2 separate regions of the Mus musculus genome follow, and region 2 is linked to region 1. A link is a contact called in ENCODE Hi-C or POLR2A ChIA-PET data. All regions are on one chromosome and are shown on one strand. The core of a region is the stretch at or near the end of the contact, and the rest is flanking DNA. Distances in the headings are between cores, read along the strand shown. Region 1 holds the start of Pkp4 (plakophilin 4). Region 2 overlaps Pkp4 (plakophilin 4).

The links. Hi-C counts contacts between places; a loop is a spot of excess contacts on that map. ChIA-PET counts read pairs that join two places held with the same protein, here RNA polymerase II (POLR2A).
Region 2: a loop to region 1 is called in a map of heart, with 2.5 times the contacts of the local background. The contact joins the enhancer-like site here to the promoter of Pkp4 in region 1. A Hi-C loop is called at or near these places in 4 of 37 maps with a recorded cell type or tissue (heart and left cerebral cortex). POLR2A ChIA-PET finds 5 or more read pairs at or near these places in 3 of 5 experiments (Patski and embryonic stem cell).

What each region holds. Positions count from the first base shown.
Region 1 is chr2:59,157,918-59,165,061 of GRCm38, reverse strand. Pkp4 (plakophilin 4) reads right to left here and starts at 4,212. Exons shown (of 22, transcript NM_026361.2): 1 at 3,934-4,212. It overlaps Ccdc148 (coiled-coil domain containing 148), which reads left to right and starts at 4,379. Exons shown (of 15, transcript NM_001372501.1): 1 at 4,379-4,715.
Region 2 is chr2:59,202,573-59,209,716 of GRCm38, reverse strand. All of the region lies in intron 1 of Pkp4 (plakophilin 4), which reads right to left. Among named protein-coding and RNA genes, the nearest start is that of Pkp4, 45 kb to the right of the region's middle. Within about 2 kb of position 3,381, at least 1 of the 3 ENCODE cell types and tissues checked has a DNase peak (open chromatin) inside an H3K27ac peak, as active enhancers do; it is heart, where a contact is called at or near this core.

The sequences.
Region 1 (7,144 bases), core at 2,963-5,462:
TGTATCGTCAGCCGTGAACTTGAGTCATATAATAAGCTCTGTTATCAAGCCTATGAGTAAGAAAATGATCAGCAGTGTGGCCAACGTTTTTGAGTATATCAGATAAAAGGAAATCCAAGTTATGAAAGGAGAAAAGCAGTTACCTGGTGAATATATGAAGTGGTTCTATGTATAATTGAGGAGTACCTTCATGTGACACCCCAACTTAGTCACTGCAACATAGCCCCAAAAGATTAAGATAATTGCACTGCATTATTAAGGGGCAATGTGAGACGCACTTCAGCGCCGTGAGACCATCCCACCCATAAGCTGGAGGTCTTGGCACCATTGGGCCTGATCCCCTTACTTGGATTCTCACACCTGGCATAAAGATGATCAGCGGACCGCTAGCAGCGCATCGCTTCTTGCCACTATCTGAAGCCTGATATCCATGTGCCCAACAGTTTTACATTTCTCTTGAATGCCATTAAACAGTTACTTCACTCTCCAAACACATCTTGTCCACTGGTGTTCTGTTTCACAACCGCCTTTCCCTTCAGTGCAGAAAGGCACTATAGCTTATTTTCCATATGGAGGAAGGAATTACTCCCAGAAAGCTGAAGGCAACTTTCAACATGACATACAACTCCATGCATGTTTATGCTCTAGAACAAGCCTACAACAACTAAAAATGAAAGTTGTTTTCCATTTTACACTTAAGCAAGGAGTTACTTCCCAAAGTAAATTAAAAACATTAGAATATATACGCCATTCTCAAAATATCTTGATTTTGAAAGGAGTCAATTGAGGGACATAATTGTGCCAGGTGGCTGGCATCAAGCTGGCTATGAAAATCTATTTAAATAGATCTCTGGATATTGACACATGGGATAAAAAAAAAGCTTTCAGTTTAAAAGATGACAACAACTAGATTTTTAAAAATCAACTTAAGTAGTTTAAATTTTTACAATTTGTTTTGCCAATTTGTAGAGAAGGAATAAAATTGCAGTTCTGATTTAATGCTGACTTCATCTAAATACTCAAGGTTATATGATTACTCAGTTGTTTTTTATTATTACACTGAAATTGGTAAAGAGTTCTTTCAACTTATGTTATGTCAGATCCACGTACAGGATTCTCTTGGCTTACGCAGCTTGTATGCAGCAACCATGTGTATGGCTTTCTCTCGGGCTCACTAGCATCTGCTTCCTTCTTTCAGGCTTGCCATCATTTTCTTGCTACCTTATCTCCACCCAAAACCAGAGGTAAGAACCAGCAGAATGCTCAATCCCTCCCAACTCAGGAGCTTCCATATGGCATACAGCTGCCAACCGCAGCACCTCTCCTTACATAATAAAAGACGGTAAGGAGGACCTTTCCTTTGGTCAGGATAGTTTTATATTCACAATGGTTCTAGATTATGAGCCTTCTCTCTAAGTCTTACTAACAAACACGATGTATTTCTAATTGAATGTCTGCTCTTACCTGAAGCAGGCGAGACTTATCTGCTCAGTCAATCATGCTCACGTGCACTCTGTATATCTGAACAAAATCTTTCCTTTCTGGTGAATCAGAGAAAATAAATTCCCGTTTACATTTTGGGGAGCAAGAACAGGGAATGCTTGGGACCTCAGGCACGCTAGGTAAGTAAGCCTCAAGCCTGTGCTGCAGAACGGACCTCCCCTTTCTAGTTAACTTTCTAATTTTCATGTCAAATTAAACAACCAAGAGTTAAACTGTTATAATGTATCGTTACATAATAAAAGTTTCCTGTAGCCATTTACAAACTCCCCAAATCCTCTGCATTGTTACTGTAGGGGAATTAAACCTCTAAATTAGAAGGTTCACTGACTACAGGCATACCTGAAAAACAATGTAGCAAGCCAGAAGACACAACCTATCATTTCTTCTCCCTTGGGTCTTAACTAAAATGCCTGCAGACTTTTCAATGCCCTTGATGCATGCAAAGTAGGGGTCAGAAGACAGGTGACTGGTTGAACTACTGGCTTATTTTCCTGAATCTGAGGGAAAATAACCAAATGCAGAAGGTTGTCTAGTGCCAGCAACCTTCAAAGCAGACTGTGGAATGGAAGCACACACCGTATGCCTTCAGCCAGAAACACTTCCTCCAGACATTGTTCTTGCTTTCACCATACCATTTCCCACAACTGTTTCTTAGGTATCAGAAATGCTCCATGGGATATACTCCATTTAAAAAGAGACAATTTCTTCTACTTTCTCAAAAGCAAAAACCTAACCCTGGTTCTGGGAGAGCATCTGTCAAAATTTTGCTTTTCTGTATTAATTTAGGAAAGAAAGAAAGAAAGAAAGAAAGAAAGAAAGAAAGGAAGGAAGGAAGAAAGGAAGGAAATGTATACTAGTCGTTACCAATTTTATACATATTTACCAATCTTTATAAGTTGTAGGACTGTGCTTTTTATTCAGTTAAACTGAGTGACAAAGAAAGAAATGGCGCTTTCCACTAATAAATTACATATTGAAATATACATGACTGTGATGTCCCCGGGTTACTTGCAGTGGTAACTTACACGCCCCGAATTTAACTGTACCAGACAGTTCTATCTGTCCCATCGCTGGCCAAACACTGCTGCTCTGTTACTATTCATTATGTATTATACGAGGCCTAAACACAGCCCAGTATGACGATGGAAAATATTCCGATCCTCATGACAGCAGTGATGCATTCAAGATCTCTTGCAATACACCCCGGACCTGGAGCACTAAAAGACATTTTCTGATACAGCTAAAAGATGTTGGCTGCAAGCTTACTCAAGAACATTCGGCCCTGTCTCTGCTGGTATTCAGAAAACCCTGGTTAAAAAAAAAAAAAAAAAAAAAAACCACGCACTATCCAAATCTTGCAAAAGCAAACTTGCCAAGAGCCTTCTGCAACGATCAATAATAACCTTGGGTACACTGACACCTAAATTCACGGTCCTGGAGACCAATGCAGCAAAAAATCCAGAACCATAGGCTGGAGCCCCAAGAAAACTACCGCGCTTCCCTCTCCACCGCCCTCTGCCGCAGGGAGAGAAGCGGAGGCAGGAGAGTGAACGAGGCTTACCAGCTCTGAAGATGCGCCGTGACCTCTGGCTACGCGGCGAGATCAGGGCCGGGAAGGCGCTAGTGCGGCCGCGGCCCGTGCGGACTCTGTCCCTGGTGCATTCCTTGCATTCCAGCACAATCTGTCGCCAGCCTACAAGCTGGCAGCGCGCGTCGCCCGTTGGACGCACACACCTGCCTATCGCGGCGCCCGGAGCAACCGCGGCGCCTCCGCTGCCCGCGCTCGCCGGGTGTCGCACTCAGTCACTATGCCGCCAAAACCCGGTCCCGCCGCTCGCCCTCTCGTTTCCCAAGGAGTAAGAGGGGACAGGGACCCACGACCCTCCGTTGGGTGCAGCTGCTCGCTCTAACTCCTGGCAGCGCGAGGAGGCAGTGCGGCGCGGGAGGGCAGCCTGGAGCCTTAAGGCTGGGGCGCCCGCTAGGGAGGAGCGTGCGGTTTGCAGCTGCAAGCTGGGAGCCCTGGACCCTCCGGGCGGTCGTCACGGGCACCAGCGCTGCTCTGGGGGCCCGGGCGACACGCCGGGCGAGCGTGGGAGGCACGGCTGGCGGTTGCTTCGGTGGAGCGAGGGACGGACACACAGACGGCCGGTCCCGGGCACGACGGCGCGCGGGAGCCTCGGGGCTCAAGTTCGAGAAGCGGTGGCGCGGTGCGGGAGGAAAAGCGGCCGCGCCGAGCTGTGCGGGGCAAAGTTGTGCGCCGCCGGGGGGAGGGGAGAGGCGGGCGGGATGGCGGAGCACGCGGCGGGGACCGAGAGATCCGAGCCAGGGAGCCGCGGGGGGCGCCTGGCCGCCGCCAGGTCCCGGCTCGACGCGCTCTGGGCAGCTAGCACCCCAGAGCCCCGAGCCCTCCCGCCAGCCCCGCGCACTTACTTTCCAGCTCAGGCGGAGGCCGTCGTCGCTCCAGGGACCAGGGACATCCACGCCGAAGGGTCGCCGCTGCGGCACCGGAGCAAACTGGCCGAAGTGCGGCAGCCTCGCCGCTGCCCTCCCCTCCCTCCCCTCCCGCCCCCTCCCCCGAAGAGGCTCTCCCACCACCCCGGTGGCGGCGGCAGCTCGCCTCTACCCCGTGCCCATAGTGCCGCCGCCGCGGCCGGCGTCCACGCGCACTCAGCCCCGGAGCCCTCTAGACTGCTCAGAGGCCGCCGCCCCGCCGCCAGCCCGCCCGCCCGCCCGGCCAGTCCCGGCACCCGGGAACGTCAGCACGCTGCCGTCCCCAGACAGGCTCCGCGCCCGCCCCATTGGGCGGAAGGAGAGGGCCGGCCCTCCCCATTGGCCCGGCCCTCATATTGAACGAGCCAATGGGAGCTGCGGTTTCAGGTCGCCATGGAGACCGATGCTGTTAAGAGCTAGAGGGCCAGGAGAAGGTGGGGAGTGAAGATGAAGGTGTCTGTAGCCTCCGGCGCGGGAGGGGGTGGGGGGAAGGAGTATTAGGGGATTCCCGGGAGAGGGCTCTGAAATCGGGCGGGTCTTGCTTTTGAGTATTGCCAAGACTCTGCATGGTAGGGCTTGTCCCCAGCGTCAAAGGCAGAAACAACTGAGCCCCCGGACTTCTACTTTACATTGAAAGCTCAGGAGTGGGCGTTTCATTTTTCCTGCATCTGGGGAGCATGCGAGGCTATATGCATTTTGACCTTTGAGATCTGTGCAGCCCGGTGAGTTTCCACTCCATTCCTTAAATCTCTGCTTCTTCCTGACGTCACAGGGTCACTTGAATTCTTTCTCCAACCACTCCCCCTTCCCTGAGTCTACATTTCCTCTGATTTTTGGTTCTTCCAGCCTATAACCCCTCCCAACGAAAACAGGATTTCTTGCACGTGGTATTTTGGTAAGGAAACTGAGTGGGGTTGTACTAAAGGACCAGCCCGCAACAGAATGAGTTCTCTGCTTCCCAAAACAGCAAGTCTGATCTCTCCTCCGCCCCTCCCTCTTGGACTATGTGCTTTCTGTGCTGAGCTTGGCAGGTGCATGCTCTTCCCAGTTTGTCTGAGGCTGGAGAAGTGCCAGAATTCATCCCAATGATTTCTCAAAAAGAAAAAAATAGATTACAAATGATGGATTTTTGCTTTCTGGCAGTTTTCCAGATTAATACTAAAATCGGTAAGGAAATGATGAATTGGGACAGGGGAGCATTCGCACCCAAATCTTGACCTTTAATAATGAGTGCTCTACTTTCATTTTAAATCATTTTGTGCTAGTTTGCTCGTGCTAATTATTTTTGATGAGTGATGTTCATAATTAGATGGTAGCTATTAATCTGGAACTTTTACACATGATATTGCTTCATAACATATTTTAAAAATAGTACCACTCTAGCATATAGCCACCGATGTATTCATGTTTCTTCTTTTGGTGGCTTTGTTATTTTCATAATATCCTCTTTAGTAAAAAGAAAAAAATATTATACTATCTCCCTTCACAATAAGGGATATTAATTTTCCTTGTTATATTTTGTGGGGAAAGCTGATAGGAATTTTACATTACAAATATTTTGTTGTGAGAAGCAGATTATTGTGTATGCAAGCTCTATATATCTAATTTACATTCTGAATTTTAATTGGGTGGCATGTTTTGGCTTTTATGCTATAAAATATAGCCTAAGAAATGTTAATATGGCAACTTGCTTGGAAAATGAATCTCCTTGGTACTTATTGTAAACTTGATTTTAATTGACAGTTCCGTGCAGGATTGGACTGTAGAACAAAATGCATGAGCATGTGGATGTACCACTTAAATATTTTAGAAGCAAACATTAAGGTTGGAGGAAAAGATATCTCATGGCTTGTCATTAGGAAAATTGCCTGCTTTTGAGTTTTTCTTGTGTTTGTTGTTGTTTTCTTGCTATTGTGTGTTTGTTCATCGAATGGAAAAAGTTAAAATGAAAAGATAAGTAAGATATTTTAAATGTATAGTCAAGATACCAATAATTTGTTTGTTCTTAATTTAAGTAATACTAAATGAATGTAATATTTGCCTACTCAAAGGAGAAAATGGGTCTCTTTTTTTCGTCCTTCATAGAAGGAAGGGGGAAAAAAAACAATTTTGGTTTTACTCTAAAAATTATTTTCTTTTGTATCTTTCTCAAAACGCATATCTGTCAAATAATTTTCTATTGTTTTTATATGTGCAACCTACATGTCATTTCCATTGTCAGTGAATAAAATGTTGCTGAAACCCATCAAGAATAATGGATGTCCCCTAACTCATTTGTCATTCAGTATTACTTTTTACATTTAGTGGAGAAATGTTTTTCTTAACTTCTCCTAGAGAGCCCCTCCCACATCTGCCTCGTTTCTGATGTCAAGTCTGTCTTCCTGAGGATCCCTCCACTTTGCAGGAGATCTTAAGATTCTGGGAATCTGATGAGAGGCCCTGGGTCCTGGCCCTCTTATCTGCTCAACTCCCACTGTGCAACCAAGCGCACAACAGTACTCTCACCAACAGGACTTTTCTCTGTTGCTTATACTTTCTCAGGGTGCCTTTTATATGCTCTCCCCCCCCCCCCCCGAGCTTCTCCCGTAGGCTCCCAAATATCTGGTTTTTTCTGCTTAGCCTCCCTCTTTATATGCTGGCCTTTCCTTTCCCAGAAGCAGTGTACAGGAAGAACTCTGCTTTTTCATACCTGTTGCTTTGACCCTGAGTACAACTGAAATTGTTCCAAAGGTCACACCCTCTGCCCACAGAATCTCAGCTGGCTTTGCCAACTGAGTTCTCTCACCTAACAGTGTCCTTTGGACCAGGAGTAGGTTACATGCCTATAATTGCAGCACTTGGGAGGCAGAGGCTCTAGCTCAGAAGTTCATCCTTCACTTTTTTACACATAGTAAGTTTCAGGACAGCCTTGGCTTCATGAAACCCTCACTCAAACAAACAAATGAAAACCAAGTTTTTAACTTGGCAGTATTTGGAATTACTTGGGAAGGTAGGGTTTTTTTAAAAATATATATATATATATATAAACAGAAGAGACTATTTAAATACGAATAAATGTATCCACTATAAGACATTCACAGAGACTTATCACATTTAAAATGAGAAATATTAGTCAAACAAACTTACCAGTGTTATAGCATCAGTAAGCAAG
Region 2 (7,144 bases), core at 2,132-4,631, 45 kb before region 1:
TTGTTTTGTTTGTAATGAAACTGGGGAATTAGTGCAGAAGCAAGCACAGCCTAGGAACCTGAGAGTGTGCCTACTGCGGTGAACATCTTTAGACCAGATGGAATCTATGCTAGAGTCTAAAGTACTAGACCAGTACACATTTTTAAAATACTCTGGAAATAGAAGCGGTATCAAAACCTGCAATGTTTTAAAGGTGGATAAATGCTAACCCTCTAATCACACAGTTCATCCAAAACTACGCACTTATTGACAAGGAACTGTACATCATGGAGATATATCCCAAGTAGTGCAGTAATCCTAGAGAATAATCTATGCACAGTGAAATAATTTGATTTATGAATTTTATGATAAGGAGATCATTGCAAAATGTTAAAGCAAAAGACTCTAATAAGGCCTTGCAAACAGGTGCTATCTAGATGGCTAATAGTGAAACACTCAATTCTATTAGTAACTAAAGATGCAAATTAATAATGCAACATAGCATAATATGCTATCAATTCACAACTCGCACTTAATTTCAAAATTTGGCAAAATTGGCGTCAGGGAAGGTAAACATCATATGCTATGGTTGAACAAGTAAGTAGGCCTAAGTACCATTTCAATACAGTAGGCACTGTCTAACATAGCGACCTACACACTCGGCCCATTCTCTAGTAATCCTTGGCAATTAGGTAGAAACTCTCTTGTCCCTGAGAAGCTGGACAGATAATCTAGTACTTTTAAAAGTTATAAATTACCAACAACCCAAACGGCCCATATCAGTAAACAAATACATCATTTTCACTGCACCTACAAACCCAGCCCTATAAAACAAAATGCTCTCCCAATTACAATGTTTAATAGATGAAAACTTGCAAAGGAATATGGAGTGGAAACCCATTTCTGCAGTATGTAAGACACACAATATAAAACCGTATTTCTTAGAGAATCTAGTCATATTCATTGATAAGTAGTGAGAGATGATTATCAAGAGTATTAGAGCAGCAGATGTCTCTCTGGGGACAGAGGGCCTGAAACCCCACCTGTGGCTAATTTCTCCACTAGTGGCCTGGCCGGAGCACTAGCTGCGTAGGATGCACTGGCTTTTAACTATACTTTTAATTGTATTTATTTTCTATGCATTCTTCTGTAGTGGCCTTTTAAAAAATTAAATGAAGAAGGTTAAAGACTGACAAGTTGGAGCTGGGAGCTGACTCGGGAGTTAGAAGTGAAGCCCTTGCTGTGTAAATACAGGGACTGGAGAACAGACACTAGAAACCCATGCAAATTCCAGGCGAGCGTGATGCCCAACTGGAACTCCAACCTCGGAAGACAGAGGTGGAGGCATCCCGGAAGCAATAAAGCTAGCCAGGTTAGTGAGGCCAGCTATACTGGCAGCGAGCTCTGATTTTATTGAGAGATCTTGGCTCAAAGTATAAGGTAGAAACGTGATTCCTGACATCAGCTTCAGGCTTCTGACATGCTTGTGCACACATTCCCACCCACGTGTGGAAACACAAAGAAAAAAGACGAATGGAAGGGAACCTACCACACTAGGTATGACCCATAAATAAATAGAAACGCCGAATAAGGTGCAGATTTATAAGCAACACAATAACACTCCCAGATTAGCTGCTACATGTATCCATTTTAACTATTTTAATAAAAAAGAGACTCATGTATGTCACAAATGTCATGCCCCCAAAGTCCCTTTCAGAGAGTGAGTCAGTGACAGAGAGCATGTCACTCGGCTGAAAGGACATGCGAGCTGTGTCCAGTGGGGATGGTGACCAAGCTCCTGCAACAACAGACAGTACTGCACAGCCAGCCGTCCGTAACAAATAGGAACTGATCCTGATACGCAGGTCACACTGAGCTACTGTCAACTCTTCTCCAAAACACCCTCCTTCCCATGAAGAACAAAGAACAGATACTTCCTTTTGGAAAGCACTACAGGGCTCAGATTTTTTCTTTTTTAAAATAAAGAAGTTGGGTTCATTGTAGTACAGAGATGTCATACTGAGGGGGAGAGAGGGAAAGGGAATCAAAAGACTCCTGAATGGTGGCTGAAATTAAAGGTACACAAAGACAAGATGCGGCCATCCACAGAGCTTGAGAGGACTAAGCGGTGGGCGAGCACACATTTCCTCTTCCCTAGTTCACAGCTTGAGGAGATAGCAGAGGCATTTTTCTATTTTAAGAAAACTAGTCCGGTCTAGAAATTTCAAAAATGCCACCAGTGTGCCAAAACACCACCAGAACAATACTGGGTTCAGACCCGTGGTGAAGCAGCAGAGGAAACCCTGACACAGTAGAGAAGGGCTGGGCATCTGGGAGCCTGGCAGACAGCTAGCTGTGCCTGAGGACAGAACTTGGAGGAACAGGAGGAGGGACACTCAGGTGGGCAGCCACTGCAGGGAGTGACATACACAAAAGCAGTGAACTAGACTGAAAGCCTCCACTGCTGAAGCCCAGGAAGAGCAGTGTCCCTAAAGGGCAGGTGACACTGATGCTCTTAATGCTCACACTGAGAATTGGGGGGTGGGGGGGTGGGGAGAGTGAGAGAGAGAGAGGAAGAAGAAGGACGAGGAGGAGGAGGAGGAGGAGGAGGAGGAGGAGGAGGAGAAGCAGAAGCAGCAGCACAAACTTGTTCTCAATTATAGCAAACCAGCAAAAGCTCACAACTATCAGCAGGTTCTGTGAAGGCAATGACTCTGTCGTCCAGGCTGGCCTCAAACTCACCAAGTCTGAGGTTTGTTCAAAGGTGAGCTTTGAACTTGAAATCCTCCTGCCTCAGCCTCCTTAGTACTGAGAGTATATATATGCACCACTATGCTCTGCTAAAATTAAGGCATTTTACAAAACCCCAGAACTCAGAATGTTAAAATAATCTTTAAAGAAAGTTCTGCCACCAAATCACAAACACAATGGAGAAATTAGAACAAAAAGAGACAGCGACCTATGTAGCTGGGGGAAAGACTGACTGGGATAAGGCTCTAAGGCAGTGGCTCTCAACCCCTTGAGCTTATAACGCTTTTACAGCACCTAAGACCATCAGAAAACACATGTATTTACATCGTGACTGATAACAGTAAAAACATCACAGTTATGAAGGAGCAACAAAAATAAGTTAAGGTTGGGAGCCACAACATGAGGAACCATATTAAGGGATCGCAGTGTAGGAAAGGTTGAGAGCCATTGCTCTAAGGAGAGGCAGCACACTTGCATCTAGAGGCTGAACCATGACAAGCTCTGACCTTAGTGAAATATCAGAGACTACAACCGAGGAGGCCTATCAGCTGCTGCTCTTGGAACTGTGAGGGAGCTCAGATGCCATGAAGGGTGCCATCCAGGCCAAGAAGGCAGAACATGGAATACAGTCCTTCATGACCTGACCAATTTGACAGCTGACTGCAGCAGCCAGAGGAGCCAGCCAGGTGAGAGCCTGCAAGAGCAACCTCCTGGGCAAGGTGGAGTGCTGAGAAAGATGGTTGTCAATTAGCCCACCACACTCAGTATGATGAGATGATACACCCACCAGGACCATAAAGCCGAATTTACGTATTTTAAATATCATAAGATTAAAAATAATATTTTACATGCTGATTTTTTTCTGAAAACACCACTTTATTTATGTTTCTGATCTACTTTACATGCAATACTATAGAGTACGTACTATTCAAAGTAATAAAGACAAGACCCTGATGCTCAATCTATTCCCAATCTAAAAGGCAACACCAGACAAACTAGTAAATCACTATAAAGAAGTGTAGCTCTGGGGGTACCTAGAACACACAATGGCCAGCAGGTATGGTTGGGGCTCAGGTGTGAAACAGTTCACCTACAGTCTTCATTTTTGCTTTAAAATCTGCCTTCAATTTAGACTTCCTAATCTCCATGGACTGTTGTTTCATGGACTTGAAATTAAAGGCATGGAAGCCATATCACACTCGGTCTGTTCAACAGTTGGTGTTCTTCATCAGCTTTTCCTATGTAATTCCAGTGTTAGCAAAGATTAAAGTCTAATGAAATTAGTAGTAGATTTAGAAATACAGTGATTGATACTTGAATTACTAAAGGCAATTACACAGAAAGACTGTTTAATTGAGGACTTGGAGCACTTAAATAAATATTATACCAGCTTTTGAAATATATAAAAAAAAAGTATGTAATGCAGTGACCTCATTTATCTTCCTTAGTGGCTGTCTTAATGGATGACACTGACTTTTCTTCCCTCATAGACTACCTGACTGGCTTTTCAGTGTCCTGCCTGAGGTCCCAATACTCTGCACTGGACTTCAATTTGTCACAAATTAATTCATTTGTAGTTTAAAGGTTCAATTTAAAATTCTCCAAGTGTGAATCATCTCAAATGTAAGCTGCCACAGTGAGCCAACCTGGGGAGCGAGTGGGCAGCTCTTACTCTCTGCTTGCCCACGTGATGACCGTAGTCGACTGCACTGGCAGCGCCTTGAACGTGTGAGACACGCACAGAGCTGGGGCTGTTGCAGAGCTCTCGTGTGTATACGAGAACTGCTGCTTGGTGTTGAGAGTCTCAGAATCATTAGCCCATGCTCTACCCCTCAAATGCAACCCCAAGCCCTCAACCCTGACTTGCCATAGACCCCCCACACACACACACTTTCTCTTGAGGGTTGCCTGTTAACATTCTGAGCCTGGGGAACATATGTTGGGAAATCCTTCTACACGATATTCATCGTCAGTAGTGAGTTAATGTCACTAGAAGGAAGCAATGTTCCATACTTTACAGCTAAAATTTGAATCCAACTTTCCGGTGTTGGCAGCATATTAAAATAAAATCAGCAATTATGTACTGTTTGCTAGTTTTTATGTCAAGCTGACACACACTAGGGTCATCTGGGAAGAAGGAATCTTAATTGAGGAAACGTCTCCATCAGATTGCCTGTACCAAGTCTATTGGGCATTCTCTTGATTGAAGACTCGTGTGGGAGGGGGTGGCGCCACCCCTAGGTTAGCGTAGGTTAGTGGTCTTGGAGTGTATAAGAAAGCAGGCTGAGTAAACCTTGAGGAGCAAGCCAGTGAGTTCTTCTCCATGGCCTCTGCTTTAGTTCCTGGTTAGCGTTACCTCCCTGATTTCTTCTGATGACGGAGTATAAAGTGAAAATCCTAAGCTGAAATAAACACTTTCCTCCTCAACTTGTTTTTGGTCATGGTGTTTATCTCAGAATAGAAAGCAAATTAAGACAGTGCATTAATAGTGGTACAGAAGTTACAGGGTTTTTAGATTGATAGTGAAGGTCCCTGCCAACAGAATGAAGTATGAATTTGTGTTTTGGCTGTAAGATGGGTCCTAATATGGTTTTGAAAGCTTGGTTTTTAAGCATAGGAATGAATGATTTTTAAGAAAAAGAACGCAGTCTGATCCAGGCTGGTTCAAGTTTTAATTCTTTTTTCATGCACATTCATGTGGCTTTAGGCTGGGTACACAACATCCATTAGCATGGGTTTGAGCAGACCAACTCCCCACCTGGGATACATTACAACCTGCTTAAACACGTTCAGTGTGAGGCAGATGGTAATCTGAAAGGCACTTCAGTACATGCACAGGGAGAAGAAAAGGAAGGGTGACACATTTGAACTGGAGAATCATCAAACAGTAATTACACATACATTTAATGTCTCTTTTAATAAATACTGATTTAAGTAATGATGCTTTTAATAATTTACAGCTTTTAAAGTAGCTCTTGGGAGTATAACTAAAAGAAAGAGAGAGGAAGAGGGAGAGGGAGAGGGAGAGGGAGAGGGAGAGGGAGAGGGAGAGGGAGAGAGAGAGAGAGAGAGAGAGAGAGAGAGAGAGAGAGAGAGAGAAAGGAAGAGTACACTGTAACCATGACAGCACCTTCGCTTCCTGTGCTGTCTCCAGCAAGCTGAGCTGGGGGAGGCACAACACTGGTCTCTACCACTTGGTTTTAGTCTGCATGCTTAATGGCAGCATTCAAGGAGCCAAGTGCAGGCTCACATTTAACACTTCCAAACAACTTTTTGAAAAAAGTACAAGAGAAAAAGTATCAGCCTTTTAGACAGAACTTCTGTGACTTTGATGCTCATAGGTAGAGCAAGCACCAGGTTTAAAAGCAATCATTTCCCAGTGACACGCTGTGAGGTCATGAGGGCAGGGGCTACTTTTCTCAGTACCTGGGAGAGAGACTACAGCAGAGGAAGTGTTTAGTAAGCACGTGTCTGTCTGTTCTGCTGGGACAGGGAAAGAATGACAACACATTTATGTCTGCATGAAAATGCCAGAGCGTGTGAAGTGTCATGACAGTAAGGTGATGAAGAGTCCCTGGGCTAGTGGAGAGGAAAGCAATAGTGAGGAAAACACAATGATAAAAATGTACAGAACACAGGACAGCAGGAGGGGAGGAGACCAGTATGCCACGATGCAGAAAGGCCATCAGAAGTTGAAAGGTATTGGAAGAACGGAGGTGTGAGTGAGCCTCCCTGCTCTATGTGAATAGAGTCAGTCTAAATTTGGTGGAATAGGAAGGGGAGGAACCAGGAAGGCAGCTCTGGAGATGAGAAAATGAGGCAAGCGGGCAAAGAAAGACATGAGTCACTCACTCATGGGCAGCCAAGGATGAGAGTCTGAGTGCTGAGAGGAAGCTATAGATGTGTTCCGGTACTTGATGGACTGTGTCAGTGTGACCTTGAGGGAGGTAAGACCCACGAGAAGCTGGAAGAGTAAAAACCAAAGGGTGTCATCTTGGGAGGGGCAGGAGAAGAGCCTGGCAGGCCTGTGAGAATTAAAGCAGTGACTGGCTAAAAAGCAGGTTGGTGGGAGAGCCGAAGCCTGCCCCAGGATTGCTCTTGTGTCTTTCCTACACTGAGTCCCTGGGGACAGATGGTGGCTATAGCTCGTTCCTTGTCAAAGACCATGGAAGAAGAGCACAAATCGCGCACACTCTTTTCCTTACAGAAAGCATCCTGGCATCAGAGCAGACTGAGAAATAGAAAAATCAGTGAACATGAAGACAGTCTTGGCCATGTCAGTGAATGCCTTCTCCTCAGGAGCACACACACACACACACACACACACACACACACACACACACACTCTAAAACTAGAATAAAGGAATGGACAATGCCATCCCGACCAGAATCAGAAGTCAGCTGTTATCCATTG